Regions from separate parts of the Homo sapiens genome. Here region 1 is linked to region 2. The links are chromatin loops, found by intact Hi-C in ENCODE. Cell type or tissue: PC-9. All regions are shown on one strand. Links, peaks and the distances in the headings refer to the core of each region. The heading gives the core; the rest is flanking DNA. Region 1 has its middle 110 kb from the start of OGFRL1. Region 2 holds the start of MIR30C2 (microRNA 30c-2).

What was found. A loop is a pair of places that touch in the nucleus more often than their neighbours do. Peaks named below come from ENCODE experiments on the same cell type or tissue, not always from the same donor. Only the 100,000 strongest peaks of a DNase experiment are listed, where the experiment ranks them.
Region 1: a loop joins it to region 2, with 3 times the contacts of the local background. A loop is called at or near these places in 3 of 110 quality-filtered maps.

The regions. Positions count from the first base shown.
Region 1 is chr6:71,173,399-71,190,409 of GRCh38, forward strand. It overlaps the pseudogene RNU6-411P. Among named protein-coding and RNA genes, the nearest start is that of OGFRL1, 110 kb to the right of the region's middle. RefSeq lists a silencer at 8,108-8,402. In PC-9, for the core only: no CTCF peak of the experiment used is centred there; a DNase peak (open chromatin) is centred at 8,313; H3K27ac peaks cover 465 bases.
Region 2 is chr6:71,365,545-71,382,555 of GRCh38, forward strand. It overlaps MIR30C2 (microRNA 30c-2), which reads right to left and starts at 11,487; the gene lies at 11,416-11,487. RefSeq lists an enhancer at 1,803-3,002. In PC-9, for the core only: no CTCF peak of the experiment used is centred there; no DNase peak of the experiment used is centred there.

The DNA of each region.
Region 1 (17,011 bases), core at 4,090-12,089, 190 kb before region 2:
GTGCTGGGATTACAGGCATGAGCCACCATGCCCAGCCACAGTGAATTTTAATTAGCTTTTCATATGGGGTAGGTCTGCTGGTGACAGATTTTCTTAGTTTTTCTTCATTTCCTTCATTTGAGAATGTCTTGATTTTCTCTCCATTACTGAAGCATATTTTTGCTAGTTAGGATTCTCAGTTGACACTTCCTTTCAGCAGTTGAAAAAACATTCTGCTACTTTTTCCTCTGGCTTCTGTGATTTCTCATAAGAAATCTGCTGTCATTCTACTTGTTTCTCCCATATAAGTAAGATGTGATTTTCCCCTTCTAATACCACTCCAGTAGGGAAAGGGAGGGATGTTTCTATGTTAATAACATGTGGAAATAAAAGTTCAGGTTTCCCACTCAGTTTCCTTTGACACCAATAGTGAAGCTTCTCATTACTGCTAGGAGTGAGTGGTAGTTCTGGCTTCCCACGTGATCTCCGCTAACACCATAGTGGCTGTGGCCCCATCACCACTGTGATGGTGAAAAAATTCTCCACTAGGCCTATTCTGACACCCTATCAGTGGGGATTCAGAATGGTATCTTGCTACTACTGGGTGTGGACAGAAGTCTAGGATGATATGTGGTTTCCACTAGCACCATGGGTAAGGAAATTGTTATTGACTAATGGGGATAAAAGCCTGTTTCCCTACTTAGTCTTCTCTAACATCACTCTGGAGGGAGTATTTGGGGGCCTCATAACAACACTGGAAGGTAGAAGTCTAGGCCCTACTTGTCCTTTGTTGGTGTGGTTGGGTATGGGGCCACACTGTTTTCCTGTGGTGTTTGACAGGGATAGAGTAGTTATCATCTAGAAGTTTTCTGTCTTGATAGGCTGCTCCTTTGCTGGACTATTGGCTACAGAAAGCAGACTTTTGTTGGAACTTTTTTCTTATCTGTACCCACTGGTGTTTCTGGGTTGTTGGATTCGTTAGCTCAAAGCCTGGAATATATGAAGCAAAAAAAAAAAAACACATGGGGCTTATTGTTTCTTGGGTCCCGTGATTTTTAGCTGGTTTGCTTCCTTTTCTCTACCTTTTATAGGCTTCTTATGTTTGTTGTATAATGGCTTGGGGTTTTAGTTGTACTTAGTGAAAATAGTAAGGAAAAGTATGTCCTACTTTGTCTTCCTGGAAGTGGAAGTCCATTCTTTTATGTTTTCTAAAAAAATGTTGCTTACATAATTATTTTATAATATTTTTCTTATAATTGTTGTATATGAAATTCTTGGCGACCGAAATCTTTTTTTTTTCCTTGCTGCCTTTCATTCATGCTTATTTGTTTCCTTATGTTCAGTGATTCTGATTTGAGCCCACAACTGGTCTATCCAAACCTGCGGTGATTCTAAGACTTATGTTGAGGATATTTTTCTTTTTCGGAAATTTACTTTTGCTTCTGCTAGATGCCAGAATGTGCTACCATTTAGCATCTTCACTGGGTCTGTAATTTAATTCAATTTAATTCAGCCTCAGGTTCAGCTTGTCCTTATTGCCTCTGTGTCAAGGCTTATTCTCTTGAGTGTTGTGCCGATATCAGCCTCTTTCTTTAGGGCATCCCTGCCTTCCTTTCTCCTAGGAGTGTGTGTGTGTGCGCGCGCATGTGTGTGCATGTATTTGTGCGCATGCACTCGCATGTACATATGGCCCAGTGCTCAGGTTTTAGCTCATGGTATTTTTTAGAAGTGGAGGACTCCCTTGAAGACTGTTCTTACTTTCTTTGAGCCTAGACATTTAATAAAATTATTTTCTAGTTCTTTGTAGAAAGAGAGTTGTGCTGCCAGAAGCTGAGACTATTTCTTTTTATTCCCTATTTTCAAACATTAAAACAAAAAAAAACATGAAAACTCACTCAGAAGAACTCTGGAAAGTCCATTGAGAACATTTCATAACATTAGACCTGCTTTTCCCAAACTATACTCTGTGGAAATGTAATATGCTGTGATATAGATAGTAGTAGGATTTTCCTCAAAGAAATGTTCCATGGTAAAAAAGAAATTGGGGAAATCATACATAATATATCTGCTGCCCTTAAAAATACATAGTGCCTATTATCATGTAAAGGTTCTGAGAATTTTTACAGTAAATAAAGTTTTAAAATAGTGATTAACTGCATTTCCCAAACTTATTTGCATGTGGAAGCCTAACCTTCCTTATTTATTTGTTTTCTTTATTTATAGAAGTATCTGTTCACATCTCACAGGATATTCAAGCTGTATGGAACAGTTTGGTTAATGCTGAATTAAAGTCTCTGTTAAAAAGCATTGCACTTGCAGTTCGAGGATATTGGTTCTAGTCCTGGCTTTGTCAAGCTGTGGGACACTGGGGTGGTGAAGAACCTGTTTAAATCCATTTCTTTCTTTATTAAGAGGTTGAAAGAAATTATTTCTATGGCATTTTCCAGCTCCACTGTGCTCTTCTCTTAATCAATAGAATCACCAATGCCTCCTCTTGTAGTAGAAGGATGAGAGCCTTGGAATAGTATCAGAAATGTGTGCTGCTGCTTTTCCAGGCTTACAGTGCTCCTTCCCACCCCAGCATTCCCTTCTCATGCTTCCACTGCAGAGTACGTGCCTTTGCTGGAGTTTCCAGAGCCACCACTCATTTGTACCCAGGTTACATATTTCTCGTTAGAGCTAGTTTCTGTTTTTCCAATCACTATCACAACCAGCTAGGCCAATAATGTAACTTCAAGGAGAGGAACCCATCAATGATTGTGCCTTCCCAGCCTGTGTTAATTAAGATGAACAGACTGACCTTGAATGACAGTTATTAGTTTAGTTGCTGTTCTATTTCCCCAGATTTATTGGCTCAAAGTGAAAAGAGCACTGAATCTTGAGACTGTGTTTGAGGACCAGTTCCATGATCTTGGGCCACGATTTTAGCCTAGCTGAGACTTTCTCTCAGTCTAGCAAGACTTTCTCTTTGCTAAAATGGCAGCAATGCTAATTGTTTTGCCTACATTAAAGGGCTCTTGTGTGGATCCAGGGTGATAAATAGGATACTGCTCTGTGTACTACAAAAGTTTAACAAATGGAATGCGTTTGCTAAATAATGCATTAAAATATTAAATAATAATAAATATACTGAGTTTTATGGTTGAGGTTACTTCTAGTTTATAGAACAGTAGGCTGAAACAATAACTACAGAGGCACACACTGAGGCTATTTATGAAATAAAAACATTTCAGGAGACAACAAAATTTAAATATTTGATCCCAGAAATTATCCCTGCCTTCCCTCTCCTGTTGTCTTTTTATGTAAGGAGAAAAAAAACAGAATCTAATTTGAAAAAAGAGTCATGGGCCTTTCTAGGTAAATAAAGATTAAAGAAAACATGGGGCCAATTTAGGTTAAGACAAACCTGTATGTCCAAGTTTATTTTCAGTCAAAAATCCCCTTAGTCTTATTCAACTCAGAAAAATGAAAATTGATGGCCTAAAAGTGAAAATTTGTATATCTTCCTACTTAGTCTCATAAGTCATTCAGTTTTAATTCCTTTTTGAATTCATATAATCCTTTGCCAATGAATTAATGAATAGTATTCTTCTGAATGTATTCCTTTGAGAATGGATTTTTGTGTGTGTGTATAACTTATTAAATCCTTGTTAATATCTATGATTTCACCATATTAATGACAGTTTCCAACTTATGCCCTTGAAATGTGGAGGAAAAGTTACAATATTATTACCTCAATATTCAATAACCTTTTCTGTAAATCGCCACACTACAGCATTCTTCCTCATGAAAATAATGAGTGATATGATCCACTCCATCAGGCTGTTAGGAAATCGGCTTGATAGGCAAAGTCACCTTTGAAATTCTCATAATTGTCACTGCACTCTGACAGTCCCTACATTTTAAGAAATGGGACTAAAATAAAATAAAGAGAAACTACCCTGAAAGGACTAGGTGACAGCCTGGAGCATTTCACATTGCTGTGGTATGGAATGATAGTTGAAAGTCTCTGATTAATGCGGCTGCCTGATAAAAGCTGGAGGAGACTGCGCCTGTTTGCTGGCAGCTCAGCATTGCTGTAGGGCAGAGTATAAAACATCAGGATGAGGATGGGCATTTCCTTTCCCCATCCCATGACCCATTTCCATCCTGGGCTCTCAGGTATTTTTGCCTTAATATTTCAGATTCTTTGAGAATAGTACTTAAGTACCAAATATTTGATCTGGAAGAGTCATGCTAAAAAATAGCTAAGAAACATCTCACCTCTGCCTAAAATATCCATTCCCTCACTTTGTCTGCCTAATTCTCACTTAACCTTCTGGATCTTGGCTTAGATCTATTCACCTGCACTGAAAAGCATTTCTATTTCTAAGTCCTGTGGCTTGAGTCAGGTGTCCCCTTTTCTGTGCTCCTAAGGCACCCTGTCACTCTGCATAGCGCTGATACAAGCTACTGAAAAGTTCCCTGTTTACTTGATCCCCCCACCCCTACACAAGCACACCCGCACTTCCTATAGAACATGCTGCAATGATGAAAATGTTCTAATCTGTGCTGTCTAGTACGGCAGCCGCTAGTCACATGTGGCTATTAAGCATCCAAAATATGGCTAGTATGACCAAAAACTAAATTTTAAGTTTTATTTAATTTTAATTATATTCAATTAAATTGTTTTAGTTTAGTTTATCATAATTTATATCTTAAGTGTAAATTATAAATATTTAATTTAAATTATTTATTAAAATTCCTTAAATTTAAATTAAAGTAACTACATGGTGGTTTGGGGCTACCATATTGGACAGCACAGAAATAGACTGTAAACTTCTTGAGAGCTGGGATTACATCTTACTTACCTTCATAGTTCCAGCACCATAGGACAGGATCTACCACTTTCTACACACTCAAGAAATACTTGTTGACAGCTGAAAGAATGCTAGTGTCCTACCCTTATTTCACATTCATTACATTGTGTTTGATGCTTGAGACTCAGAAGCCTAATATCTAGAGTTTTAATTTTAGCTCCATCACTTAGCATTTATGTCAAGAATGACTTAGCCTCTCTGTGCTTCAGTTTCCTTGGCTTTAAAATGGATTATTAATAGTACCTACCTCATAGGGTTGTAAAGAACATTAAATGAAATAATACATTGATCATGAATCCATTAATGTCATAAATATGTTTATTAGCATTGAGTGGAATGGTTGGCAGATAGTAAGTTCTACTATATGCTAGTGATATAGTTTGGAAATTTGTTCCCTTCCCAATGTCACGTTGAAACGTGGTCCCCAGTGTTGGGGCAGGAGCCTAATGGGAGTTGTTTTGGTCATGCGGGCGGATCCCTCATGAACGGGTTGGTGCCTTCCCCATGGTAATGAATGAGAGTTCTCACTCTATTTGTTCATGTGAGAGCTGGTTGTTTAAAGAGCCTGGCACCTCCTCCTCTCTCACCATGGGACACATTTGTTCCCCTTTTGCCTTCTTCCATGAGTAAACGCTTCCTGAAGCCTCATCCGAAGCCCAGCAGATGCTGGTGCCATGCTTGCACAGCCTGCATAACCATGAGCCAAATAAACTTCTTTTCTTCATAAATTATCCAATCTCAGGTATTCCTTTACAGCAACACAAAATAGACTAACATCTAGTTATTATTATATTGATTTTTTGTTGTTGTCTGTTATTGAGAGGATGAGTGAGAGAGAGAAAGAGAAGGAAGAAAATGGGAGAAAAAGCATCACTCAGAAATTGTTGAATTGTGTGCAAGAACACTTAAACTAAATACTTTAGGGATCTTTATGCATACATTATTTTATTTGAGGTTTGAACCATCAAAAAGATTGCTACTCTGATGTGTCCCATATGGAATGGACTACAGTGCTTGGTTGAGACAGCACAATAAACAATGGCGGTGAAATAGAATAATTTCAGAATACAGATGGAGTGACTATTTTTAAGACAAAAACTTTCCCATCATTTATAACATAAGTTAAATTTAATGTAATGGTAGCAAAATGTATCTTATAAAGAATGTCAGTGAGAATGCTGACAGGAATGACTTTATCCGAGAGCAGCCTTCCAGGGCTGTCACTCTGAACCGGCATGGTTGGCAACCAGGGTGTCTGTCCTCCCCACTGACTAAATAAATCACATTTTTTCCTTTCCTGATTTGACATCTTTTTCATTACATAACTGATGAGTGAAATTTTAAAATGTCTTAACCATGAAAGTGATTTCTTCTTTTACATTCTAATTATTATGTTGATTTATTGTTATGTTTATCTCCATTCAGGAAAGGGGAATCGGCTGTTGGTTTCTGATAACTCAGGCTATGCCCTCCCCATTTGGTGGGGAACTGTAGGGCATTATTATCTATATTTTAGGATAAGAGAACTAACGCTTAGAGAAATGCTATTTGCCCAAAGCCACATGGTTAGTAAATAATAGAATTGGAAGTAGCTCCTGGGTTTTGTGACTTCTAGTTCAATGTACTTTCCAGTGAATTTTGAATCTAGAAGATACTGGAAGAAATGAAAGAAAGGATAGAAGGAAGAATATCTACGAGCAGGCTTTACTTATTTCAGTGGAATTTAGCCTTTTGTTAATCACAATGAGAACAATGAGAATCTGATGTAAACCACTGATCCTCTCTCCCTGAAAAAATAGACACATTTTTTTTTCTGACAATTTCATGTAGTACTAGTCCTGGATTCACTGACGGATCCTTATTTAAAACTGGTTAGAGTAGAAAGATCTTAGTTTCATTTTAAGGAATTATAAATAATATCTCAAAATTACTGCATGCATAGTAATTGATGTTCTGAAATGTCTGTTGGAATAGGGCACATTCTTACAGAATGAGGATAAATTCTGAACAGGTTTTATAATCCTCTATTATCAAAAACAGAAATTATAGGTTGTGTAGCTTTTCTTACCTTCATATCTGATATGGGCAAAATTATAAGCTATGAAGTCGGGATGTATTTTTTTTTTTTTAGAAATAAGAAAACATTATAATATGTTCATCTCTACCAATAACCTTTAAGGTCAGATAATGTTACCAGTTATTATCAAAGTGTATATATATCAAAGGCATTTGCTTCATAGGAAGTAAAACAGTCTAAGTCCAAGAAGTAAAAATGGAAGATGTAATAGCTACTTGGTGCTTTCAAGTTTATACAATTGTCTAGAAAAAAGCAAGGCAAGGAAAGATTTGAGATGTTTTTAATAACACTTGTATTTTAAAAATTGAACTATGTTGCTAAAAGGAATAAAGAAATTGTGTTAGGTAACCAGAGATCTCTTTAAACATGGATATTAATGTTAAACATGCAATCTATTAATCACAAGTTGCTGGGGGATACAATATAAACCCTTAAAGTGACTTTATGAAAGTTTTATTTCTGGTTTAAGAACTCATTTTTACTTCTCATTGGGAAAACTGGAAACCACTTCTCAGAACAGTAACTTTAAGTTGTGTAAGTATAGAATGAAATACATATAGGAAAGTCAGAGTAAAGAAATGTGTCTTCAATATCTTTTCAGAAGATATGGTAACCCATGTATTTATTTCATATTCTCCAAAATACATAGGAAAGGGCTCCAGGACAATTTGGGCAAAATTCATCTTATCTGTCATTGGTGGTGCTTTCTATTCATTTTAAATATACTGTTAGGGCCTTAGGAAGAATTTCACTTTCATTAATAAAGTCAGGCTATCTTTCCTAGAGGGACAAGCTATTTTTATGCTGAGGGGGAAAGGAAACCATCATAAGTGCTCTCACACTGATGCATTCCTGTTGCAATGTACTGCAGCACCAATGTCATCCTTAGAAACAAAATCTATAACTAGAGCTGTCATTTAGCTCTAAAGAAGGCCATACTCTGGCAACCCCTGATCAAGATTCAGTTCTCTTTTTATAGCCTGATTTGATCTGAAGCAAACACCTCCAGAGTATACTCACAGAACAGATGGATTCACATGTGAAAATTGTCTGGTAGGGCTTTTATTGTGTGGTTTTATTCCTGCAAAAGAATAGGGGGAAACCATCTCTTGTTTCCTTAGTTTTTCTTAGAGCCTAATATAGTCAATGTAATTACCAGTTCAGTTAAACAGCTGTTTGTTGAGCACTTTTTAATATGACAGACCCTGTGCTTGGTACTGAGAATAAGATCGATAAGACCCAACATCTGCCCTGAGGAACCTCACAGATAAAGGGCAAGAGCTAATTCACAAAGAGATGGTTTTAATACAGTATTAGTCAATGCTTTGAGAGATGTTGCTACAGAGGATGGGGAATGCGGGAAGGCACCTAGCCCAGCCTGGAGAGATAGGAATGCTTAGTCATTCCAAGAAAGGAATGCAGTGGGGTGGGTGAGGGTGTTACAAGCATAATGGTTAGCATGAGCAAAGGCACAGGACTAGGAACAATATCACATGTTTGGGAGTTGCTGGAGTTAGAAGGAGATGTGGCCAGAGAGACAAGCAGGGTCCACATTGCCCATCCCAGGGAGGACCTTGTATCCTCCCCAGATATAGTAATATCCATGTCTTCATCTGTTTTATTCCATGTTTTTAGCTGTTTATAAGAAAGACACCTGTGGGCGAGTCTGAGACAGAGTTAGAGATTAGTTAACTCTACAAGTTATCAACATGTAGACACAAACTGTAAAATGAATGTGACCACTCAAGAAGGTCACATTGAAAGAAAGGGTCTGAAGCAAACCCTGGAGAACCATAACATTTAAGAGTCAGTGAAAAAGGATGAGAAGGAAAGATAAAAATCTAGGGGGACAACAGGACAGCACCATCCAGTGAGATTAAAAACAGAAATTGTATCTAATAATCGGAGATAATAGTGGGTTAGTTTAAGTTAAGTGGGTTAGTGGGAACAAAGGGCAAAATGCAACACATTGAGAAGTGAATGGCAGCAAGTGTAATCAACACTTAGAAGAGACTTGGATAAGCATGAATGGATAGTCTGTTTTAGGCAGGTTGCTTGTTTTCTCTGAAGGAAAATCCTGACTACATTCAAAGGCTGACTACATTTAAAGGTTTAAGTGGAAATAAAGTAGAGTGAGGGAATATTGCTGGAGCCAATTTTATGTGAAATCAGAAGAAAGTGGAATAAAGATTCTATTTTGATGAGTAGTCTTTCAACCAGAGAAGGAGCACATCTTCCTTTGTGAATGAATAGAGGGAAGCAGTGGATGTTAGGGCAACTTTAAAAACCATTTCAGTAGTGCTCGCTTTGGCAGCACATATACTAAAATTGGAACAATACAGAAAAGATTAGTATGGCCCCTGCACAAGAATGACAGCCAAACTCATGAAGCATTCCATTTTTTTTTTCCTAATTAAAAGGCACAGAGAGACAAGTTAGATAAAGAAGCAAAACCCAATGGATGCTGTCTTCAAGAGACCCATCTCGCATCCAGTGACATCCACAGGCTCAAAGTAAAGGGATGCAGAAAAATCTACCAAAGAAAGGAAAAACAGAAAAAAGCAAGGGTTGCTATTCTAATTTCAGACAAAACATACTTTAACCAACAAAGGATAAAAAAAGACAAAGAAGGGCATTACAAAATGGCAAAGGGTTCAATTCAACAAGAAAAACTAACTATCCTAAAAATATATGAACCCAACACAGGAGCACCCAGATTCATAAAGGAAGTTCTTAAAGACCCATGAGGAGACATAGATAACCACACAATAATAGTGGGAGACTTCAACATCTCACTGACAGTATTAGACACATCATCAGTAAAGAAAACTAACAAGGATATTCAGGACCTGAACTCGACACTTGATCAAATGGACCTAATAGACCTCTACAGAGCTCTCTACCACAAACCAACAGAATATACATTCTTTCTGTCTGCACATGGCATATACTCTAAAATTGACCACAATTGGTCATAAAATAATTCTCAGCAAATTCAAAAAACCGAATTCATACCAAACAATTCTTGGATCATGGCACAATAAAAATAGAAATAAATACTAAGAAAATCACTCAAAACCATACAATTACATGGAAATTAAACAACCTGCTCCTGAATGACTTTTGGGTAAACAAAGAAATTAAGGCAGAAATTGAGAAATTATTTGAAGCTGATGAGCACAAAGATACAACATACCAGAATCTCTGGGACACAGCTAAAGCAGTGTTAAGAGGGAAATTTATAGTGCTAAATGTCCACATCAAAAAGTTAGAAAGATCTTACATTAACAACCTAATATCACACCTAGAGGAACCAACCCCAAAGTTAGCAGAAGAAAAGAAATAACCAAAATCAGAGCTGAACTGAAGGAAACTGAGATGTGAAAAACCATACAAAAGATGATTAACAAATCTAGGAATTTGTTCTTTGGAAGAATAAATAAGAGTTCTAGTTAGACTAGTAAAGAAAAAAAGAGAGAAAATTCAAATAAACACAATCAGAAATGACAATGAGGATGTTACCACTGACCCCACAGAAATACAAAAAAAAGAAACCCTCAGAAACTACAATGAACACCTCCATGCACACAAATTAGAAAACCTAGAAGAAATGGACAATTTCCTGAAACATACAACCTCCCAAGATTGAATCAGAAAGAAATGGGATCCTTGAACAGACCAATAATGAGTTCTGAAATTGAGTCAGTAATAAAAAGCCTACCAACCAGAAAAAGCCCACCAACCAGAAAAAGCCCAGGACCATAAAGATTCACAGCCCAATTCTACCAGATGTATAAAGGAGAGCTGGTACCATTACTAATGAAACTATTCCAAAAAATTGAGGAGGAGGGACTCCTCCCTAACTCCTTTTATGAGAGCAGCATCATCCTGATATCAAAACCTGGCAGAGACACAACAAAGAAAACTTCAGGCCAATAATCTTGATGAACATAGATGCAAATATCCTCTACAAAGTAGTAGCAAATTGAATCTGGCAGCACATGAAACAGCTAATCCACCACAATCAATTAGGTTTTATCCCTGGGATGCAAGTTTGGTCCAACATATACAAATCAATAAATGTGATTCATCATATAAACAGAACAAAAAACAAAAACCACGTGATCATCTCAGTTGATGTTGAAAGACTTCATAAAATTAAACACCGCTTCATGTTAAAAACCCTCAACAAATTAGACATTGAAGGAACATACTTCAAAAATAAGAACCACCTATGACAACCCCACAGCCAATATTATACTAAATGAGCAAAAGCTGGAAACATACACCTTGAAAACTGGAACAAGATAAAGATGCCTTTTCTGTCCACTCCTATTCAACATAGTACTGGAAGTCCTAGCCAGAAGAATCAGGCAAGAGAAGGAAACAAAATGCAACCAAATAGGAAAACAGAAGGTCAGACTATCCCTGTTTGCAGATGATATGATTCTATACCTAGAAAACCCCATAGTCTCAGCCCAAAAGCTCCTTAATTTGATAAACAACTTCAGCAAAATTTCGGTATACAAAATTAATGTACAAAAATCAGTAGCATTCCTATACACCAACAACATCCAAACTGAGAGCCAGATCAAGAACATAATCTCATTTACAATAGCCACAAAAAGAATAAAATACTTAGGAATACAGCTAACCAGGGAGGTGAAAGATTTCTACAATGAGAATTGCGAGAAATCAGAGATGACACAAACAAATGGAAAACAATCCATGCTCTTGGAGAGAAAGAATCGATATGTTAAAATTCCCATACAGCCCAAAGCAATTACAGATTCAATGCTAATCCTACCAAACTACCAATGACCTTCTCCACAGAACTATAAAAAAAACTATTTTAAAATTCATATTGAATGAAAAAAGAGCCTGAATAACCAGTGCAATCTTAAGCAAAAAGAACAAAGCTTGAGGCATCACATTACCTGACTTCAAACGACAATACAAGACTACAGTAACCAAAACAGCATGGTAGTGATATAAAAACAGATACACAGACCAACGGAACAGAACAGAGAGCCCAGGATTAATGCCACACAACTACAACCCTCTGATCTCAACAAAGTAAACAAAAACAAGCAATAGGGGAAGGATTCCCTTTTCAATAAATGGTGCTGGGATAATTGGCTAGCCATATGCAGAAGATTGAAGCTGGACCTCTTCCTTACACTATATACAAGTCAACCCAAGATGGATTAAAGACTTAAATGTAAAGCCCAAAACTATTAAAACCCTGGAAGATAATCTAGGAAATACCATTCTGGACTTAAGACCTAGAAAATATTTCAAGACAAAGGCACCAAAAACAATTGCAACAAAACAAAAAAATTGACAAATGGTACCTAAGTAAACTAAAGAGCTTCCGCACAGCAAAAAGAAACCATCAGCAAAGTAAACAGGCAACACACAGAATGTGAGAAAATATTTGCAAACTATGTATCTGACAAATGTCTAATACTCAGCATCTGTAAGGAACTTAAAGAAATTCACAGGCAAAAAACAAACAACCCCATTAAAAAGTGGGCAAAGGATATGAACAGACCTTTCAAAAGCAGACATATATGCAGTCAACAAGCATATGAAAAAATGCTCAACATCACTGATCATTAGCGAAATGCAAATCAAAGTGAGATACAAGCTCACATCAGTCATAATGGCTATTAATGAAAAGTCATAAAATAACAGATGCTGGCAAGGTTGTGGAGAAAAGGGAATGCACATATACTGCTGGTGGGAGTGTAAATTAGTTCAGCCACTGTGAGAAGCAGTTTGGTGATTTCTCAAAGAACTCAAACTAGAATTACCATTGGACCCAGCAGTCCTATTACTGGCTATATGCCCAAAGGAATATAGATCATTCTGCCGTGAAGACACACGCAAGTGAATGTTCCCTGCAGCACTATTCATAATAGCAAAGACATTGAGTCAAGCTAAATGCCCATCAACAGTAGAGTGGATAAAGAAAATATGGTACATATATAGCATGGATTACTACACAACCGTAAAAAAGAATGAGATCATGAGAATGAGAATGAGATCAGGTCCTTTGCAGCAACATGGATGAACAAACACAGGAACAGAAAACCAAATAGCATGTTCTTACTTATAAGTAGGAGCTAAACACTGAGTATATGTGGACACAAAGAAGGGAACAACAGACACAAAGGCCTACTTGAGGGTAGGGGTTGGGAGGAGGATGAGGAGTGAAAAACTACCTATGGAGGAGTACTGTGCTTATTACCTGGGTGATGAAATAATCTGTATACCAAACCCCCATGACATGCAATGTACATATATAATAAACTATACATGTACCCATGAAGCTAAAAGTTTAAAAAGTGTTATTAGTAAAACAATAGGAATACAACAATAAAAATAGTACAAATTAAAAAATAAATAACTAAAATCTTTGCTGACGGCAACAATAAACATTTAAGTAATCTTTTCTTGAGCAGATAATAATGTTCCCATGGTTCAAATTTGGAAGGTATATATGGTTATACAGTGACAGCATTTTTTTTCATCTTTGCTTCTCATTCATCTGTTACTTTGTAAGGAAATAGTTTATTGAGCACTTACAATATGCAGGTATTGTTTTCCATGCTGGAAACATGTTCTCCATGCTGGAGATAACAGCAGTCAAAAAAAATAGAGGACATTTCTCCTGATGTGGGCCTTTTATTGTTGTGTGTGTGATGATAGAGAAACAGAGAAAGGAAGAGATTGATAAAATGAATTAAAGAAACAGATGAATAATATATACATATTAAAGCTATTAGAAGAAAAAGAAAGTAGGCAATAATTGTGGGCAGGTAGGCAGCTACTGTATTTATGTAGGTCAATCAAGGAGGGCTGTCTGAAAAGTGGGTTCTGCAGAGGCCTGAATGGAGTATGGGAGTGGGCTGTGAGGTTAACTGATGGGAAAGTGTCTCAGACAGAGGAGGCTATAAATAAAAAGCTCCTGAAGCAGGAACATGCTGGAGTGTTTGAGGAACATCAAGAGTCTGTGTGGAGCTAAGGAAGGAAGTGGGAGAAACAGACAAGCGGCAGTCATAGAAGAAACCAGAAGCAATGTCTGGTGTAGCTTTGTGGGCTTCAGATTGTTCCTTACTTTGAGTGTTCTGCTTGAAAATAGATTATGGTGTTGATGCAAAGCACTGGGGGGTCTCGTTAAAATGCATATTCTGATTCGGTAGGTTGCAGGTGGGACTTGAGATTCTCTATTTCCAAGCTCCCAGGTGACGTGGTTGTTGCTGGTCTGTAGACCACACTTCCAGAGCGCTGGTCTAGAAGCAATAATGAGGACATCCACTCTGCTCCAGACCCTGTAGGGGTGTGAGAAAACAAATAGCAACTTTGTGACACTTAAATACAAAGCAAGGTGGCAGGTTTCAGTCAAAGTAAGAGGTTGGAGGAGCATTTTGAGGAGAGGTTGAAGATACAGGCGATTTTGCTGATACATGGCTCAGTTCCCAAGATTGCAGTGAAAGTTTTTAGGATGGGTCAGTGTGTGGGATTAGGTCAGATGAGCGGATGTACAGAATTTTATGAAAAAGGTAAAAAAATAATGCATGTGACCCAACACCTTGAGCTGTTCATACTGACTGAGATAAGTAAGGGTGTGAGGAAGGGTGGTGTACTCCTGACATTCTCTTAGGGGAAAACATACTGTCGGTTTCAATTTTAGTCCCCTTCATAAGATTACTGTCTTTGTCAGACTGTTGTAGTGAGCTGGGAGTGTCATGTGTCAGGGATTGGGAGTCTTTCCAGGATCAGGAGGTGGTCTGGGGGTCTCCTTTGCAGTTCCTCTAATAGCAAGGTCCAGGCCTGGGGAGATGCAATGCTATCTGGAATGGAGAGAGCTCTGCATTCCTCCATGGCCACATGGTTCCCTGTCTCAAAGCAATGTACTAGTCTCCTATGTATTCTTTCAGAGTATTTTAATGCAGACAAAAGACTCAATGCAGATTAGGCCATTTCAGCACCAGAATTAACAAGCTGAATTTAATGGACGTAAGCTGCAGAATACACATTTCACTTTTTTCAAGGGCCCATGGAACATTTATACAAATTGATTCATACTGGACCATGAGGCAAGTCTCAACAAATTCCAAAGGTTTGGCACCATAGGAATTACATTCTGTGACCAAATTACAATCATTCTAGAATTCAATAGCAAAGAGATAACTAGAAAAAAAAGTCAGTATGTTTGAAAATTAAGAAACTGTTCTAGGCTGGGCACAGTGGCTCACACCTATAATCCCAGCATTATGGGAGGCCAAAGAAGGAGGATCACTTGAGCCCAGGAGTTTGAGATCAGCTAGGGCAACAAAGCAAGATCCCATTTCTGAAAAAATAAAATAATTAGCCAGGCATGGTGGTATGCACCTGTGGTCCCACCCAGCTACTTAGGAGATTGAGGCTGGAGGATTGCTTTAACCCAGCAGTTCAAGGCTACAATGAGCCATGATTGTGCCACTGCACCCCAACCTAGGTAACAGAGCAAGACTTTCTTTAAAAAAATAAAAGAAAGAAACTGTTCTAAGTAGTTTATGAGTCAAAAACATCATAAATCAGAAAATATTTAGAATTAAAAGAAAATACAATTATTTTATTATAACTTGTTGGAGGCAGGTAAGGCAGTACTCAGAGAAAAGGTTTTAACTTTAAACACTTGCATTAGATAAGAAGAAAAGACAGGAAAATTAAATTAATCATCTATATTCGAAAGTTAAGAAAAAAAAAACCCAGAAAATGTAGAAAGATAAAAATAATAAAGAATATGAATTTAATGAAATAGAATACCAACATGCAATAAAGAGGCCCAGCAAAGCCAAAAGTTGATTATTTGAAAAGAATACATTTGATAAAACAAAACAAAACAAAACAGCAGCAAAACAAAACAGCAGCAAAACTGAATTGGACAGATTCCTGGAAAAATGCAATTTACAAAAATGGACTCAAGAAGAAACAGAAAATATTAATATTCTTACTCTCCTCAAATTTATTGATTCACTTGTTAAAAATCATCATACTCAAAATGTACAGACACAAAGTGTTTTACCAAAATATTCCAGCAAATATTCTAAGAATGAATAATTCCAATCTTATACAAACTATTCCAGAGGATAGAAAAAGAGAGGACATTTGACAAATCATCATAAGACTTCAGCATAATCTTTATACCAAACCAAGGACAGTTTGAGAAAGGAAAATCTAATTTATGAATTTAGAAAAAAATCTTAAGCAAACATTAGCAAAATGTATAAATGTATAAATTGTATAATGTATAAATAGGTCGAGGAGGGCAGGAAGGGAATATGCCTCAGGAGGAAAGAAAAAAGAGATAAGGGCTGGGTGTGGTGGCTCATGCCTGTAATCCCAGTACTTTGGGAGGACGAAGAGGGTGGATCAGGAAGTCAAGAGATCAAGACCATCCTGGCCAACATGGTGAAACCCCTTCTCTACTAAAAATACAAAAATTAGCCGGGTGTGGTGGTGTGCACCTGTAGTCCCAGCTGCTCAGGAGGCTGAGGCAGGAGAATCGCTTGAACCCGGGAGGAGGAGATTGCAGTGAGCCGAAATTTTGCCATTGCACTCCAGTCTGGGTGACAGAGCAAGACTCTGTCTCACAGGAAAAAAAAAAAAAAAGAGAGAAGATAAGAGAAAGGAGAGCCACCCACCAGAAGCACAGAAGGAGGAGCTGGCTGTCAGGAAAGTTGGTGGATTGATAACAAGAATTAACTTCGCCCCCTTTACAAAGTTTTTCTTTTGAGATAGGGTCTGGCTCTGTTGCCCAGGCTGTAGTGTAGTGTAGTGTTGCTCATAATTTGGGATTTGTGGGGATATCTGGTCCCTAGTTTTGTGGAGGTTGTCTGTGCCCCATAATTATTTTTGTAATCTTAGTTGTTCTGTGTGTTCTATGAGGGAATTTGGGAGAAGCCACTGCCAACTTCACCAGATCTCAGAGCAGAGCTTTCTAGTTTCCAGCTCAATATATCTTGTACATAGGAAAGGTTTAATAACTATTTGAGCAACAAATTTAAAAGTTAGAGGTATCATTTTCTTTAGGCACTTTGTAACG
Region 2 (17,011 bases), core at 5,291-13,290:
CTTCATCCCTTTAAGATTCAAAAAAGTTTCATGTCTTTAGATTTTAGAAAAAAATGATATAGCAAAAGTAATCTGTATACTAATTTGTATATTAACTGCAGTGGTGGTTACAAGAATCTATGCATGTAATAACATGGTGTAGAACTACACACACACACACACACACACACACACACACACACACAATTGTACCAATGTCAGTTTCCTGGTCTTGCTACTGTGCTGTAGCAAATGTTGTAAAATGTGACCACTGGGGGAACCTGGGTGAAAGGTACATAGGATCTCTCCAAACAATTTTTGCAACTTCCTATAAATCTATAATTATTTCTAAATTAAAATAAAAACATCCCAATCCTACATAATCTATTCACTGTATAGTTCATCCCAAAAAAGTTAGCTTAGTATCATTTAACCAATATTTGCCAAGGTTAAACATAACTTTATTGCCTTTAGTCATTTCTAGAATGAGGCAGGATTATAAACAAATAATCTACTTTATGAGTCACTGAATGCTTAGGAATTTTGTGATTAAATGAATAAAGTAAACTTATAAAGTGAAAGTAACCAAACAGTCAATTTTCAGCAAGTAAAAGAAAGAGAGAATCCCAACTCTAAAAAATTAGGCCTGCTAATTAAGCGGTTAAAGCCTTCTTTTTGTTTTTTCCATATTACATGAACATGTATTGCCCCATAGGTCATTCCATAATCAAATAATGGAAAAAGCAAGGTTCTCAGAATCTTCTATTCATTTAGTTTCAGGAAGATACTCCTCAGGAAAGACTCAGAGTTGCATGTGATTCTCTGTTGTTCACTGTCATGATAGTCAATGCTATCCAGCTAACCTGTTGAGCATACTCAGCTGGTAGATTGGGAAATCCCCACAATTCTAAATTTAAACATATGAACCCGGATAATTTGGTGTTGTGTACATAAAGTGATTTTATATATATATGAAACCGACCCAATAGTCCCCTAGACAGTTTTTTTTGGATAAACATAGAAATTGCCCATCTGGTTTTAAAATTTGAAACTTACATTTGTTTTATCAGAGTTCCTTCCTCAGGAAACCACATTCAGACCTCTCAAAAGAAAAAGAAAATTAAAGAACTGAAACTCACCAGATCACCACATCCAGACAATGAGATGCCAGACCCTTCATTCATCATGATTGCTTCGTTACCCCTCCTCTCTAGTTCTTGTTTTCTTACACATTGTTACATAGCAGGGAAGACCCTGCTATATAAACCCCTAGTTTTAGTTGGTCAGGGAGATGGATTTGGGACTGAGCTCCCATCTCCTTGGCTGCAGCATCAGATTAAAGCCTTCTTCCTTGGCAGTACTCTTCGTCTCAGTCACTGGCTTTCTGTGCAGCAAGCGGCAGGACCCAGATGAACCCATGGCGTTTCAGTAACATACATACATATATATATATATATATATATATATATATATATATATATATATATATATGGATGATGGAATTACTTTACAGAATGTCTGAGTGACAACCTAAAAAAGGGTGAACTCTTGTAGCAGCTCACACCATGAAAACTATAAGCACAGTGAGAAATATGAGTAACATTTAGGACATATTAGCATTCTTTAGCTAACATTATTGCTGACGGTTGTTTGCTAGAACTTGAATCTCGGGATTAAGCAAGCCAGGAAAATTTCTCCTAATCCTGCAGATCATCATATTAAAGCTCCAGACCAAACATGTAGGCCAGAGAATGACAGATTTTTCCTCTACATTTTCTTAATCTTAATCTTAGACTAACCATAGACATCAGATTGAATTTTTTAGGCACTTTCATTACTATCATAAAATTAAAAGGCAAGCAAAAGAATGAAATTTGGGTTCCTGCAGGTCATATGATACCAAAAGAGAGGAAATAAATGAAAAAACCATGGATTGTTAAGTCAGAGAGCCCTCGATTCCAGATAAATACCTGGCACCAACAAGCTTAAGAGTGTGTGAAAGATATTTAGGCAAATTAAGTTAGACAAGATTACGTGTGGTTACAAATAGTCTCCTTCCTCCAACCCTGCCTTGAATCTCAGAAGTTTATCAATTAACCAATGTGTCCAACAGCAGTCAGCAGAGGGGCACTATCCAGTCTAGTCACTCAAGGATCAAGGTGACAAAGCCTCCGTCTTGAAAAACCTCTCACCAACACAGAAGGAAGGGCACACAAGCTCTTAATACTTCCCTGGCTCTTCTGTTCACATTTCATTGATGAAAACAAGTCACACAGCCACACCTAACCTCAGAAGATGTAGAGAAGTGCAATTGATAGAGGCAGGACACAGCCACATCTCCAACCCGACCCACAAGTCTTTACACCAGATGCTTTGTGCAGATATGGGAGCCAGCACAGGGGGCTTGTCTGGGCATGCCCCACAACCACTAGGAGAATGGGTGGAGCCACCAGGAATTCATGAATTATGAGGGGAAAGAGCCTGGCCTCTTCAACTCACGTGTGGTGGCCTGCCATTCAATTTTTGTGAGGTGGAAACCTGCATGAAGGACCCCTCTCTTTGTTGGGAGCTTTCTTTTCACTTAATAAATTCCATCCTCCTCAGTCTTCGATGTCTCTGTGTGCCTAATTTTTCCTGGTTGTAAGACAAGAACTGGATTTAGCTAAACTAAGGAGCAAAAAATCCTGTATCACAATCTTCTCATGTGCCAGAGGAGAACGGGAAGATTCATAAACAACTCCAGTTACTACCACATTTTCTTAAATCCTTCAACTTCAGTTTCCTGCCCTGGAAAATTAAGACGATGATACCTAACTTAGAGGATACTTGTGTTTATCACTTCATGGTCATGATCAGACCTCTGGTGCCACACTGCCTAGGCTGAAATCCCAGTTTTAAGGCTCGTTAGCATAACCTTGGGCAGTTTTCTTAATCTCTTTCATCTCAGATTCCTCATCTGAAAAATAATGTTCATGCATATTGAACTGTGAGGATTAAATCTGTTAATATAAGCCAAATGTTTAGAATAGTGCCCTGTACATAGTAAGGACACTAAGTATTTGCTCTTGACCCCTGGCATGGCTTTGGAATGTACAGAATCCTCAGTGATTATTGGTTATCTGATTATTATTACTATAATAGAAGCCTGGCTTGCTGCTGCCCGTCATTGACTTACTAAATACCTGTGAAAGGAAAGTCAGCAAAAAAAAAAAAAAATCAGATTCCACAAAATGAGTTGGAATATATTATGTAGAATTGAAAGGTTCACTGAAGTATAAGTTTAGCAATAAGCACAACAGGGGTAGTCCCCACAAAATTAGAAGCTTCCTGAGGTGGGAGCATCTAGTTGCTTGCTACTGATGTCCAATGCTAAGACTGAGCTGAGTATTCGTGGAGTGGGATGGGTTGAAATGGCCCAGAATAGTTGCAGCGATTGCACTGTAATTAAAAATGTCTAATTGGAGCTATAGGAAGGCAAGCAGAGACTGGCTTCTTCAGCACACTCATACAACTGGGCTAGCTCCAACATTAAAACTATTTTTAAATTCAAAGGTGGTTTTTATTATATATTTATTTTCATTTTTTTATTTTTTTGAGACGGAGTCTTGCTCTGTCACCCAGGCTGGAGTGCAATGGCAGGATCTCCACTCACTGCAAGCTCCGCCTCCCAGGTTCACCCCATTCTCCTGCCTCAGCCTCCCGAATAGCTGGGACTACAGGCGCCCACCATCATGCCTGGCTAATTTTTTGTATTTTTTTTTTTTTAGTAGAGACAGGGTTTCACCATGTTAGCCAGGATGGTCTCGATCTCCTGACCTCGTGATCTGCCCACCTTAGCCTCCCAGAGTGCTGGGATTTTACAGGCGTTAGCCACCACGCCCGGCCAAAGGTGGTTTTTAAAAATGTGGAATTTTATTTGTCTTCATAGGAACACCTAACCCTAGTGTTGAAAGCTTTTTAGTACAGCCAGAAATTCACGGCTTTCAAGTGACTGAATTATATGGTGAAGTCCTGGATGTTATCAGATTCTCAAATAATGGGCATTACCAAACTACAGAAATAACTAATCTACTCGATGAAACTTGGAGGTTAAAATAAAAAGTATTTTTCTCCCTGGGCCAAAAAGAAGTATTTTAAAGCCATACTTGGCTTTTTGATGACAAAGCTTTTGATGAATTCAAAATTACAGAATGTTTCTAGACACTTTAAAGTCACAGGGCATTTAAAAAGTCAGTTTTAAGGTAATTTTTTATTCTTTAATTGTGGTTAAGATCATCCAGACCATCATATTTATCTCAGACATGCAAACTAGTATACTACAGAGATGTGTTAAACTGAAGACATAAATGTATGTATAGTTCAAATATTCCTAGAAGTAAATGATAACTTTAAGAATGTTCATCCTGGTGAGGGCACTGTTATTTTGTTCAAAACTATTTCTTGTTGAATGAGACTATTCCAAGCCTCATAGGAGTGGCATTCTGCAGTTACTGTGACAAGCAAAAATGCCTGCACACTGCACACATTTCTAAACACTACTGTGGGACTGTACTGTCTCCAGAAGAGACGCTTCAAGGGGACTTTGTTAGCATACGTGCCTTGCTGAAGGAATCACGGTTTTTGAGTTTGGGTTGAATATTTTTAAAGTTTCTTAGTTCAGGCTGGTTGAAACTTTTTCTTTCTTTCTTTTTTTTGGGGGGGGCAAGATCTCACTGTCACCCAAGTGGGAATGCAGTGGCACAATCACAGCTCATTGTAGCCTCGATCTCCCAGGCTCAAGAGATCCACCTGCCTCATTTCTCATTTTTTGTAGAGACAAGGTCTCACTATGTTGCCCAGGCTGGTCCTGAACTCCGGGGCTCAAGAAATCCTCCCGCCTTGGCCTCCCAAAGTGCTGGGATTAGGGGTTTGAGCCACCGGTGTCCGGACAAAGCTTTTTTTTTTCTCCATAATAAAAGGAAATTTTAAAAGACACTTTTAGCACCACAAAATTCTTTTGTCCAAAGAAAAAGCAAAAACTAATCATAATAGCCATTCTAGAAATTAAAAATATGAACAGTAAGTGCATAATCTATTCATATTCTTGATTCTGAGGAAATCTTACATTCAACAAATATGATAGTAGAGGGCTTATGTTTTTCTGTCCCAATCCTGGGTTACCTGACTATAGAAAAGATTAAAGAATCAGAGTCAGAAGCTGGCAGTGTCTCCTTCAGTCCTCCTGCGGCTCTACCGAGAGCCTATATAACCCTGGGTAAGCCAGTTAACCGTGTTTTGACCTCTTTCTTACAACGTGGGTAAGTGAGGCAATGCAGCAACATGGCAACAGCCGAATGCCCTTTAACATCAGCCTTTTTTCTCCTCATCTTTCAGTAATTTCGTTACTTGCCAGAAAATGAGGTGGACTGGTAGCTTTTGAGGGAAGTGATGTTCTAGAAGACAGTATACACTGCAGTATTTTGGAGAAAAGAGAATGTTTGCTGAAACGTCTCTTTGCTTATGGATAGCGTAATCTTTTATGCCAGTTTCAGAGAACGTTCCTCAAGATATGTGCTGTTGCTATGTTTTTAGAGAAAGATGATCTGGGATAAAGTTTCTCTTAGTGACTGCTGGAATAAGAGTTTTACCTGCCTTATTTAAGACCAGATAATACAGCGTTTTTTTTTTTAATTTTAGAAACTTTTAATTAAAGTATAACATACAATCAGAAAAGTGCATGAGTCACCATAGATATGTATCACCATAGATAACTATAGTTTTGCCTGTTTTTGAAATTAATGTAAATAGAAACATACGGTATGTTCTCTTCAGTGTCTGGTTTATTTTGTCCAACTTTATGTTTGTGAGATGCACTTATATCAGAAGTTGCAAATCATTCATTCTCAGTGCTAGATAGTATTCTGTTGTACGAATATTTCACAATTTACGAATCCTACTGTTGGCATTTGGATAATTCCTGATTTGGGGCTATTACAAATAGTGCTGCTATGAACATTCTTATTCATTTCTTCTGAAGAACACTGTGCAAATTTCTGTGAGGTAGGTAACAGCAACTGGGTCACAGGATATGGATCTGTTCAGCGTAAGTAGAGACCACTAAGAAGTTCTCTAAAGTGGCTGTACCAACTTATGCTTTCATCTGCAGTGTTACTCCACCTCCTTGCCAATACCAGATTTTTTTGTCTTTTTAATTTTACCCATTCTAGTAGTTGTGTCTTGCCATTGAGCTGTGATTTCATTTGCACTTATTTGATGACTAATAAGGTTGAGCAACTTTTTATGTTAATTGATCATCTACATATCCTCTCTGGTGAATTATCTGTTCAAATCTTTGCTCATTTTTCTACTGGGTTGCTTGTGTTTTCTAATTAATTTATAGGAATTCTTTATATATACTGGATATAAGTTGTTTGTTATATGTGTTGCTAATACCTCCTCTGGTATATTTTGCCTTTTCATTTTCTTAATGTTGTCTTTTGATGAACAGAAGTTCTTGGTATTATAATCCAAATTACCAGTTTTTTCTCTTTCTGGTTGGTGTTGTGTTGGGAGTTTTTTAAGGGAATTTTGCCCACTCCAAGGTCATAAGGATATTCTATATATTACTTCCTAGAAGCCTTGTTTTACCTTTCGTATTAGGATCCATAGACCATCCTGTCTCCAGTGTACTTCAGTATCATCTTTATCATAATAGTGTGTCTATTCTATTTATCATTTATCTGTTGTGTATCTGTCTGCCATTGTGCCAATATCACACTCTCATCATTACTATGGCTTTGTAACAGATCTTGATATGTGGAAGCATAATTTCTCCATCTTTTTTTCAAGATTATCTTGTCTAGCTTTTGCTGTTTGAATTCTAAATTTTAGAATCAGTTTATTAATTTCCAAACATACACCTGCTTACATTTTGATTGGGACTGTACTGAATCTACAGATCAACTTGGGGAGAATTAGCCACTTAACAATACTGAGTCCTGTTCTCTATGAACATGGTTTATCTCTCCATTTATTCAGGTCTTCTATAATTTATCTCAATAATATTTAGTTTCCAGTGCGGAGGTCTTATGCATCGTCTGTTAGATTTCCCCTTGGGCATTTGATAGTTTTTAATGTTATTATAAGAAGTATCTTTTAAAAATTTTCATTTTTATTTGTTTGTTGCTGATATATAGATATACAACTGATTTTTATATATTAACCATATAGTTTTCCAATGATAAAGTTAACCAAAATAACACCTAAAACCCAATTTTGTAATTAATAACCTGCTTTCTGCTATTTTAAAATGATGACAGCAGGCCGGGAGCAGTGGCTCATGGCTGTAATCCCAGCAGTTTGGGAGGCCAAGGCAGGTGGATCATCTGAGGTCAGGAGTTTGAGACCAGCCTGGCCAACATGGTGAAACCCCGTCTCTACTAAAAATACCAAAATTAGCCGGGCATGGTGGCGGGCGCCTGTAGTCCCAGCTATTTGGGAGGCTGAGGCGGAAGAATTGCTTGAAGCCGGGAGGGGGAGGTTGCAGTGAGGTGAGATCACGCCATCGCACTCCAGCCTGGGCGACAAGAGCGTGACTCTGTCTCAAAAAAAAAAAAAAAAAGAGAGAGAGAGCAGAATTATATTTACATTTATAGAAATCTAAGCCAGAGTAGTTTATAGAAATATATCACCACTAGGTATTATAAAGAATTACTAATTCGAACAAATAGAGACAAGGAGACTATAAATTCATAAATGAATAAAGTACATATGATACCTTTATTTCTACTGAGTTTTTAATGACACAATTAGGCTTACAAAGCTTGTCAATTAAAGCTTATGTCTTTTTTCAAATATAAATGGATGTTTACATTTAAAAGTAATCTGTTCTTTTAAAGTCTTTATGGCGTTTGCTTAGCAACCAATATATAAACATAACATAAAGATAAATCATCCTTACCAGTATTTAGAGAGTTACAAACTTGAATAGAGTTAGGTTCAAATTAATATGTTTACTTGTATCAGATACAATGATAATTTGAATATATATAACATATGCAACATATATAAACACACAAACATGTAACTTTTTATATTATATAACTCCTTAGCAATATCATCTCAGCAAATACGAAGAATTTCAAAAAGTTCATGGAAAATACATATTATGGAAAAACTATACATGGATTTCAATTTTTTCTTATATCAAAATAAACTTGTACTAATTTGTAACATGTCTGAACAGGATCTATTTTGAGGCACAAAAAAGGATAAGAAATCAGTTTGAAAAGAGCCCTTATCAGAGCAATGTCAATTCTGCTAAAATTAAAGCAAGAACATCAAATTTATGGGGAAGTTTGGGTGGGAAAATCAGGAAATCATTGCTGCTTTACAAAATGTTAGTGGGGGCAATGCCCCAAAGAAATTGGCAGTTTACAAATGAATAATTTATTTTAAGAAAAGATGAGATGATGTTGAAGATGAAGCCCACTATAGAAGACAAACTACATCAATTTGCAAGGAAAAAAAAAATCTTGTTTGTGCCCTAATTGAAGAGTACTGATGATTAACAGTACAAACCATAGCCAACGCCACAGACATTCCAACTGGTTCAGCTTACACAATTCTGACTGCAAAATTAAAGTTGAGCAAACTTTCCACTCTATAGGTGCCAAAATCATTGCACTCAGATGAGCTGCAGACAAGAGCAGAGCTTTCAGTGGAAATTTTACACAAGTGAGATCAAGGTCTTAAAGCTTTTCTTTGAAGGATTGTGATAGGAGATGAAACACAGCTTTACTGGTATGATCCTGAAGACAAAGCACAATCAAAGTAATGGCTACCAAGAAGGGGATGTGGTGCAGTCAAAGAAAAGCCAAGCAGTCAAGAGCTAAGGTCATGGCAACAGTTTTTTGGGATGCTTAAGTCTTTTTGCTTGTTAACTTTCTGAAAGGCCAAAGAATGATAACATCTACTTATTATGAGAGTGTTTGGGGAAAGCTAGCCAAAGGTTTAGCAGAAAAATGTCCAGGAAAGCTATACCAGACTCCCTCTCCACCATGACAATGCTTCTGCTCATTCTTCTCATCAAACAAGGGCAATTTTGCCAGAGTTTCAGTGGAATGTCACTAGGCATCCACCTTACTGTCCTGATTTGGCTCATTTGGACTTTTGTTTCCTAATCTTAAAAAAATCTGTCAGAGCACTCATTTTTCTTCAGTTAATAATGTTAAAAAGATGGCACTGATGTGGTGAAATTCCCAAGACCCTGTTCTTTAGGGATGGAATAAATGTCTGGTATCATTGCTTACAAAAGTGTCTTGACCCTGATGGAGCTTACTCTGAGAAATAAAATTTATATTTTTTATTTGTAGCTTTTAACTCAATGTTTCCATGAATATTTTGAAGCCCCCTCATATATATATTTATATATATAAATACATATATAAATATATATAAACATATATAAATATATATAAATATATATAAATATATGTAAATATATAAATATATGTAAATATATATAAATATATATATAAATATATATAAATATATATAAATATATATATAAATATATATAAATATATATAAAAATATATATAAATATATATATAAATATATATAAATATATATAAATATATAAATATATAAATATATATATATAACTTCTCAAGCATGCTTAATAATCCTACTTACTCATGTCACAAAACAGGCTAGTTAACAACTAGAACATATCTAGAAGAATAATACTAAACAAAAACCAAAATTATATAGCTTTATATCAAAGTTTTCCATAGTCAATGAAAGAAATATTCTGGAATATTTAAATACACTTGGTTTTGGAGGACAAGGCAATAAAAAGATTGAATAAAATTAGATATTTTACATAGATACACAAGATGTTTATATTTTGACACATTATATATTTTCTTGTAAGTTCCATGAGAAAAAGGACTTTGTTTCTGTTCTCTGCTATATCCCCTGTGCCTAGAAGTTCACATAGTAGATGCTCAATAAATAATTCTTGAATGATGAATGAATTTCAGCATGTATTTCAATAAGCTTTGAAACACCTACATTCATGACTAAAAGTTAACCATAAATTTAGATCTGGAATATTTGAATGTCCCCCCTTTTAATTTAGGCAGAATAATAAAATGCTATGGCAAAGCATATGCATCATTCTCTGCTGCTTAGAGTTGCTTTTCCCCTTACCCATATTATCTGCCTCTCCTAGCAGAAAGCAAAATTTCAAACATCTATAACAATTATTTCTTTGAGAAGACTGTAGAGCATTGTTTCAAAGAGGGTTTTCTTAAGCCTGTAGGCAAACCTAAAAAGGTAAATGACTCAATCAAGCTGGCACTTCAACAGTGTCTACCACTGCTTCAAGGCCAGCCTGTTCAAATACTTCCCTGAAATCACATGCTAAAGTCATTGTATTTAAACTTTTTTTCTATAAACTCATATGAAACAATTACTCCTATTGTATTAGGCTCTACAGTCAGTGCGGAGGTAAAATTAAAAGCTCCTCTAATACTTCTAAAGTAGTAGAGTGTCTTTTAGTTTAAATGACTGATATATGCTGATATGCCAAGACTAGAGTAATTTTGTTCAGATTTGTTTAATTTTTAATAGAAGCATTAAGTTAATTATTTAACTTCTTAAGGGCTTGTTATATAAAAATATGCCTTATTTAAATATTCTCTTTAACAAGAAGGCTTATTTCATAATAATTTTAAATAAATCAGCAATGGACTCAAATTTCAGGTAAGTTACATTCTAGATTAGATGTTTAATAGACCTTTGATTTAAACGATTTACATGAAAGAGTTTTTCTGGTTAAGGCTGAACTTATGAGTTCGTTCTGTAGATTTTTCTTAAAATTAACTTCTTGCATCCCATCCCTTACCTCTACATTTTCCTTCCTCTCCCGTCCTCCAACAACAATTCTATTTTTTCCTGAAATGTGTAACTATATTCTAGCTTTAAAGAGCAGACCTTATTGTTTGCCATTACAATTCCTAAAGCATGGGGCTCCAAGGTGCCTTTGATCCCTGATAAAATAGCAAGTCCAAGGACACTAGAATTTTTGCTTCAAGAAAAGCAGACTTCAGTGTGGAATGCTCTCAGGTTAAAGGAGAAATGTTTAGCTTAACGTATAGGTAATGTGTTGCTTTTACAGATCAGACTGCAGCAACCCACAAAATGTAGCCTCATACAAGTTAACCAGAACTTTTGTCACTTGGGTATTTGGTAATCTTTTTTTTCTTTTTAAACTAAGTGAAACAGTTCAAATATAACTGATATTATAGATTATCTTACATTTCTTTGGATGACTTAGTCAATTCACCTTTTTTCCTTTTACAGTTGACCTCAGAAACAAACACGGGATAGGATCAATTCTAAGACATAGAAATATTCAAAATCCATTTCTCTTTAGTTGACTTCCAAGGCAGAAAGAGTAAACAGCCTTCTCCCAGCTTTCTTACTTTCCACAGCTGAGAGTGTAGGATGTTTACAGTATCTGTCGCTCAGTGCTCTCTAGGATGGGGTTGGCAGTCAGCAGCACAAGCCTCAGGAAACCCAGTACCATTTGAAGATACCATAATATGTCACAGGAAAAGATCAGAAAAGTATACTTGGGACTAAATTATGGCTCTTTTAGGAGTAGGGTTGGAAGGGTGGGTGGGGAGGCTATATGACACTTACTTAGTGCTGCCTGCTCAGTTCTTGTTTTCTTCCTGTTTTGCACATCCTAAGATATTCCTAAGGTCTCTAGCTTTGAGCTTGCACACTCACGGATTTGGTTAATTTTGGATTTTCAATATTCTATGCTTTCCCAAAAGGGTTTCAAAATATTCGCCAAACTCCTTCCTTAAACAGTACATAATCCCTTTCTGACTGTTGGGAGACATGAAATGCAGCTTCTCACTCTCTGGGCTATACAACTTTGTTTCAGCTCACTCCTGCACAGAACTGAGAATAATGGCTAAACAGAAGACCAACAGTTTAATTACTGAAAATTAGTTACCTTAATGATGGGATACACAGTAATAAATTTAATCAAATGAGCAAAAAGTAAATATGTTAGAATACAACTTTACATGCATAAAAATGGTATATTGCAAATTGCTAATATAATGCTAAAATTATTTTAAAAATTCATATTCGGACAGAAGTGAACCTACAATTAGAGGCATACACATGAATGGAGTCAGTTGCTTCCTAAAGTTATTTTCTAAGAATGACTTATTCAAATAGTTCTTGGACTTCATTTGCTAAACTGGTCTAAGGTACACAAAATACTTGGGCGAAGAAGAAAGTCATCATTACTATACATCTCAGAACAAACCTACCTGATAAGAGACTACACTGTAAACCCAGGTGGCATATAATTCCAAACTGTTACAGGATCTTACTCATTTCATTCATTCATTCATTCATTCAACAAACAATTGTGACTGCCTGCCATATATCAGCAATGTTTTAAATTCTAGGTGATGAGAAATGAAGGGTATCATCCCTACCTTCGAGAAGGACACAGCTTAATTTGCAAGACAGACACATACACCATTACTATAAGTGTTATGATGGGTCAAAAGACACTTCTGAGTTGGCTAATAGCCAGGCTGAGTCTTGAAGCCTGAATAAAATTAGCTAGGTGAAGATGGTGCTAATGGGAATTTGGAAGGGGTGGGCAGTGAAGAAGATAGTGTAGCTTAAAGTGTACCAGAAAGAACAGTCATCCAATAGAGAAAGAAAGACAAAGGTAATGTATGCTGAGGCCTTTAAGAATTCAGCAGAGGTGGAGTCAAAGATGCATGTGGGTGAAGGGTAAGGGGAGAGACACAAGGGAAAGATGGGAGTCCTTATGTGCCAGGTTAAAGGGTTTGGGCATTATCTCCAAACGATGGGTACGAGTGAAAGATAGTAAGCAGGCAAGTGGGATGACCATGTCAGTACTTTAGAGAATTTACTCTAGCTTTAAGGTGGCAGGTAAGGAAAACAGGAAAAGAATCACTGCAGTAGTGTAAGGGAGAGCATGGGAGCCTTAATTAGGGAAGAGGCAGTAAGAACACAGAGAAAATGAATATGAGAAATTATAAAGACAAGAAGAACAGCAGAATTCAGTGAGTGAGTAGCTGAGGGGAGAGGCACTGTGGAGATGGAGAAGTCATGGGTAATTCACAAGCCTGGCTTGGGCTTCATAAGGCCTTTCATGCAGGAGGGAAAGAATAGGAAGAGAAGTGGAGAAGGAAAGAGCCCTAAGAATGATAACTTGAATGGGCTGGGCTGCAAAGTTATGACCCCATGCTCATTGAATACTGAATTCTGTCACAACTGAAAGGGTGAAAACACTTGAAGAACTAAATCACACAAACCTGTTCTTTATTCTGTTTCTGCACTTCTGCTTACTCTTCTACCTGGCAAGTGCCCATACAGTCTTCAAATCCCAAATCAAGTATTCTCTCTTGTGAATCCTCTCTGGTCAGCGTCATCCCTAACACCCACACCCCTCCCCCAACCTGAGGAGGAATTGTTCATTTTTCCTTTTACCACCATTATACTGTGCCTAGGTCACATAATTGCATATGCCTAGATCACAGAACTGATACTTTATTACAATTATTTGTTTACCTATCCATCTCTCTACTAGGGAAGAAACACCATGTTTCGTTTAACTTAACTTCATTTCATCAGAAGAAATTCACAACATGTATCCAGGGTTTGTCTGGTACTAAAGGAGGTTCTCAGTGAAGGTTTGATGAATGAATGAATGAATGAATGAATGATGCCATCTACCACCTGACAATGGGTTAACAATGTTAAGATGATTATTCAGGTTTTAAAAATCTCTAAATAAAAAATATTTACCAGTTTCTAAAACTTTGTTTTTATTCCCCCAAAATTCAAGGTTAGGCTGTTTTACTTTTCTAAGGAACTCATAGCTAAGAAGAGAAAGCAATCTCTCCTTAAATGATGGCATTAACTCCTGGAAAGTTAACCTTTTATGAAGGCAGCCTTATTTTAAAATTTTATTTTCATGATGGATTTCAAGTGAAGAAAAACCAGGATACACAGTAAATGCAGAGAAGAAATCTATGTAAACAGTTTAAAAATAGACAAGAATGAAAGAAAATGGTCATAAAATGTGGGTATCAATACTGAATAATTATGTAAGAGCTTAAAATGTTCTACATGGAAAGAACCACACCTTATTAAATAGTCACTAAAATAATTTTAGCTACATGAAATGATTTTAACTTCTTAAAGTCAAGTCTGAAAAGTTCCTTTTGTAACGTGAAAGCCACTCTCTTTTGCTTCAGTAGGGCTTCTGATGTAATAGGCATTTTAGTCACATAAAACTAATCTCCAATAAACTAGCCTTTGGTCATTTTTAGTTCTGAATGAAAATACATTTATTTCAAATGTAGATTATATTTGATCAAATCTGTCACATTCTGTATCAAAAAACCTTATCCATTGATTTAAAAATATTCTGCAGTATTACACATCAACTTTCAGGATACACAGTGGCTTTTCCCAACTCCCAATGTTCATTTTTTAAATTAAAATGTAGCAACTTTACAGTATGTAAAGTTTTTAATTTAAAAACTTACATTTTTAAAATTAAAATGTAGCAGCTTTACAGCCATGAATGATTCACTGGAGAAAAAACACTGTTCCCAGATTTAAAGCTTAATGTATCTTGTATACAAGGATGTTCTACAGCTCATGCCCTGCCCAGTAATGGGCTTTACTCCTTTTTTTTTTTTGTTCGAGATGGAATCTCGCTCTGTCGCCCAGGCTGGAGTGCAGTGGGGCAATCTCGGCTCACTGCAAGCTCCGCCTCCCGGGTTCACGCCATTCTCCTGCCTCAGCCTCCCGAGTAGCTGGGACTACAGACGCCTGCCAACACGCCCGACTAATTTTTTGTATTTTTAGTAGAGACAGGGTTTCACCGTGTTAGCCAGGATGGTCTTGATCTCCTGACCTTGTGATCCACCCTCCTCGGCCTCCCAAAGTGCTGGGATTACAGGTGTGAGCCACTGCACCCTGCCAAGGCTTTACTAATTCTTAAAGTCAGGCTCCAGGTCTCCTACATTGGTGGATTTTAGAGATGGAAGGAAAATTCCCTGGTGAGGATGCTTCTTTGCATCATATTCTTTGGGCATATCTCCACAAGCGACTTTGCCACCTGCTCCCTTCCCTTGCCTAGTCTAACATTTGCCATTTCATCTTCCATTCAGCTTTCACCTTGCCTAGTATATGGGATGGATATTTAATGGAAAATTATCATTCCCTAGTTGAAAGCAAGATCCAAATCTCCCATATGTGACAAACACATCCTTAAGGAATACATGGAAATTTCCAAGGAAAAACTATGAGAAAATCATAATGAAAATGTAACAGTACACACCCTATTTTAAGCCTCCTTCACTTACAGTAACTTATAAAGGTTCTTATACTAGTTTGCTTTTATTTACCCTGGATCCTAAAGGAAAATTACAGCATAGAATAACTCACTACAGTTAAAATATATGGAAAATCAACAGTAATGTGACTTTACAGTAGATAAAAGAACACAATATGTTCATAAAATTTATGGAGATTTAGCCAACTCAAAGATTCCATGGTTTTATGAAAATACCCTTTGCTCTGAGAAAGTCCACTTCCTCTTTAATTAACCTTCTCATGTTCATCCCAAGGGAAAAGCTCTCTCCACTCTGACCTCAAAGTGTGGTACTTTGAATCTGTGCTTGATGAGATTCTGTCTCAAATTATTACTGTAGCTTAAATTAACCTGTTTAAATTTAAAATGTAGTAAATTCTATAGTGGAGGGAATAGCTGGAATTCCATGTCCTCTTTCTATTGAATGGTGTGGGCAGAATCAAAGTTAGGAGACCAGTCAGTCTGATATAACCTATTCAATCATGGTTTCCTTAAAAATTCTTTGGGCTCTTGATTCCTGTATTTTTTTTTTTCTTTTTCACACTTACTGTTTCATTACATTGGTGTGGTCAGAAGAAAAAAAGACAACCTTGTTCTGATGAATTTATATATATATATATGGAAAATATATATGAAATATATATGAAAATAGATATGAATTTCATATATATATGAAATAGATATGAATTTCATATATATATGAAATAGATATGAATTTCATATATATATGAAATAGATATGAATTTCATATATTTATGAAATAGATATGAATTTCATATATATATGAAATAGATATGAATTTCATATATATATGAAATAGATATGAATTTCATATATTTATGAAATAGATATGAATTTCATATATATATGAAATAGATATGAATTTCATATATATATGAAATAGATATGAAAATATATATGACATTCATATATATGAAAATATATATGACATTCATATATATGAAAATATATATGACATTCATATATATGAAAATATATATGACATTCATATATATGAAAATATATATGACATTCATATATATGAAAATATATATGACATTCATATATATGAAAATATATATGACATTCATATATATGAAAATATATATGACATTCATATATATGAAAATATATATGACATTCATATATATGAAAATATATATGACATTCATATATATGAAAATATATATGACATTCATATATATGAAAATATATATGACATTCATATATATGAAAATATATATGACATTCATATATATGAAAATATATATGACATTCATATATATGAAAATATATGACATTCATATATATGAAAATATATGACATTCATATATATGAAAATATATGAATATATATTCAAAATATATATGTGAATATATATATTTTTCAGCTGCCTATCAATATTAGTTTCCTTTTAAGTGTGCAAATTTCCAAAAAAATTAACATTATGGGAACTTTTTTAACAATATGAGTTTACAGTTGGATTTCCAATGAAAGTGATTTAAAAAAAAAAAACCAAGATTTTCTTATAGACAATTTTTGGAGTCCTTTCCCCAGTATATTCTATGAGCAAGGTTATAAGCTAAAGAACATTCT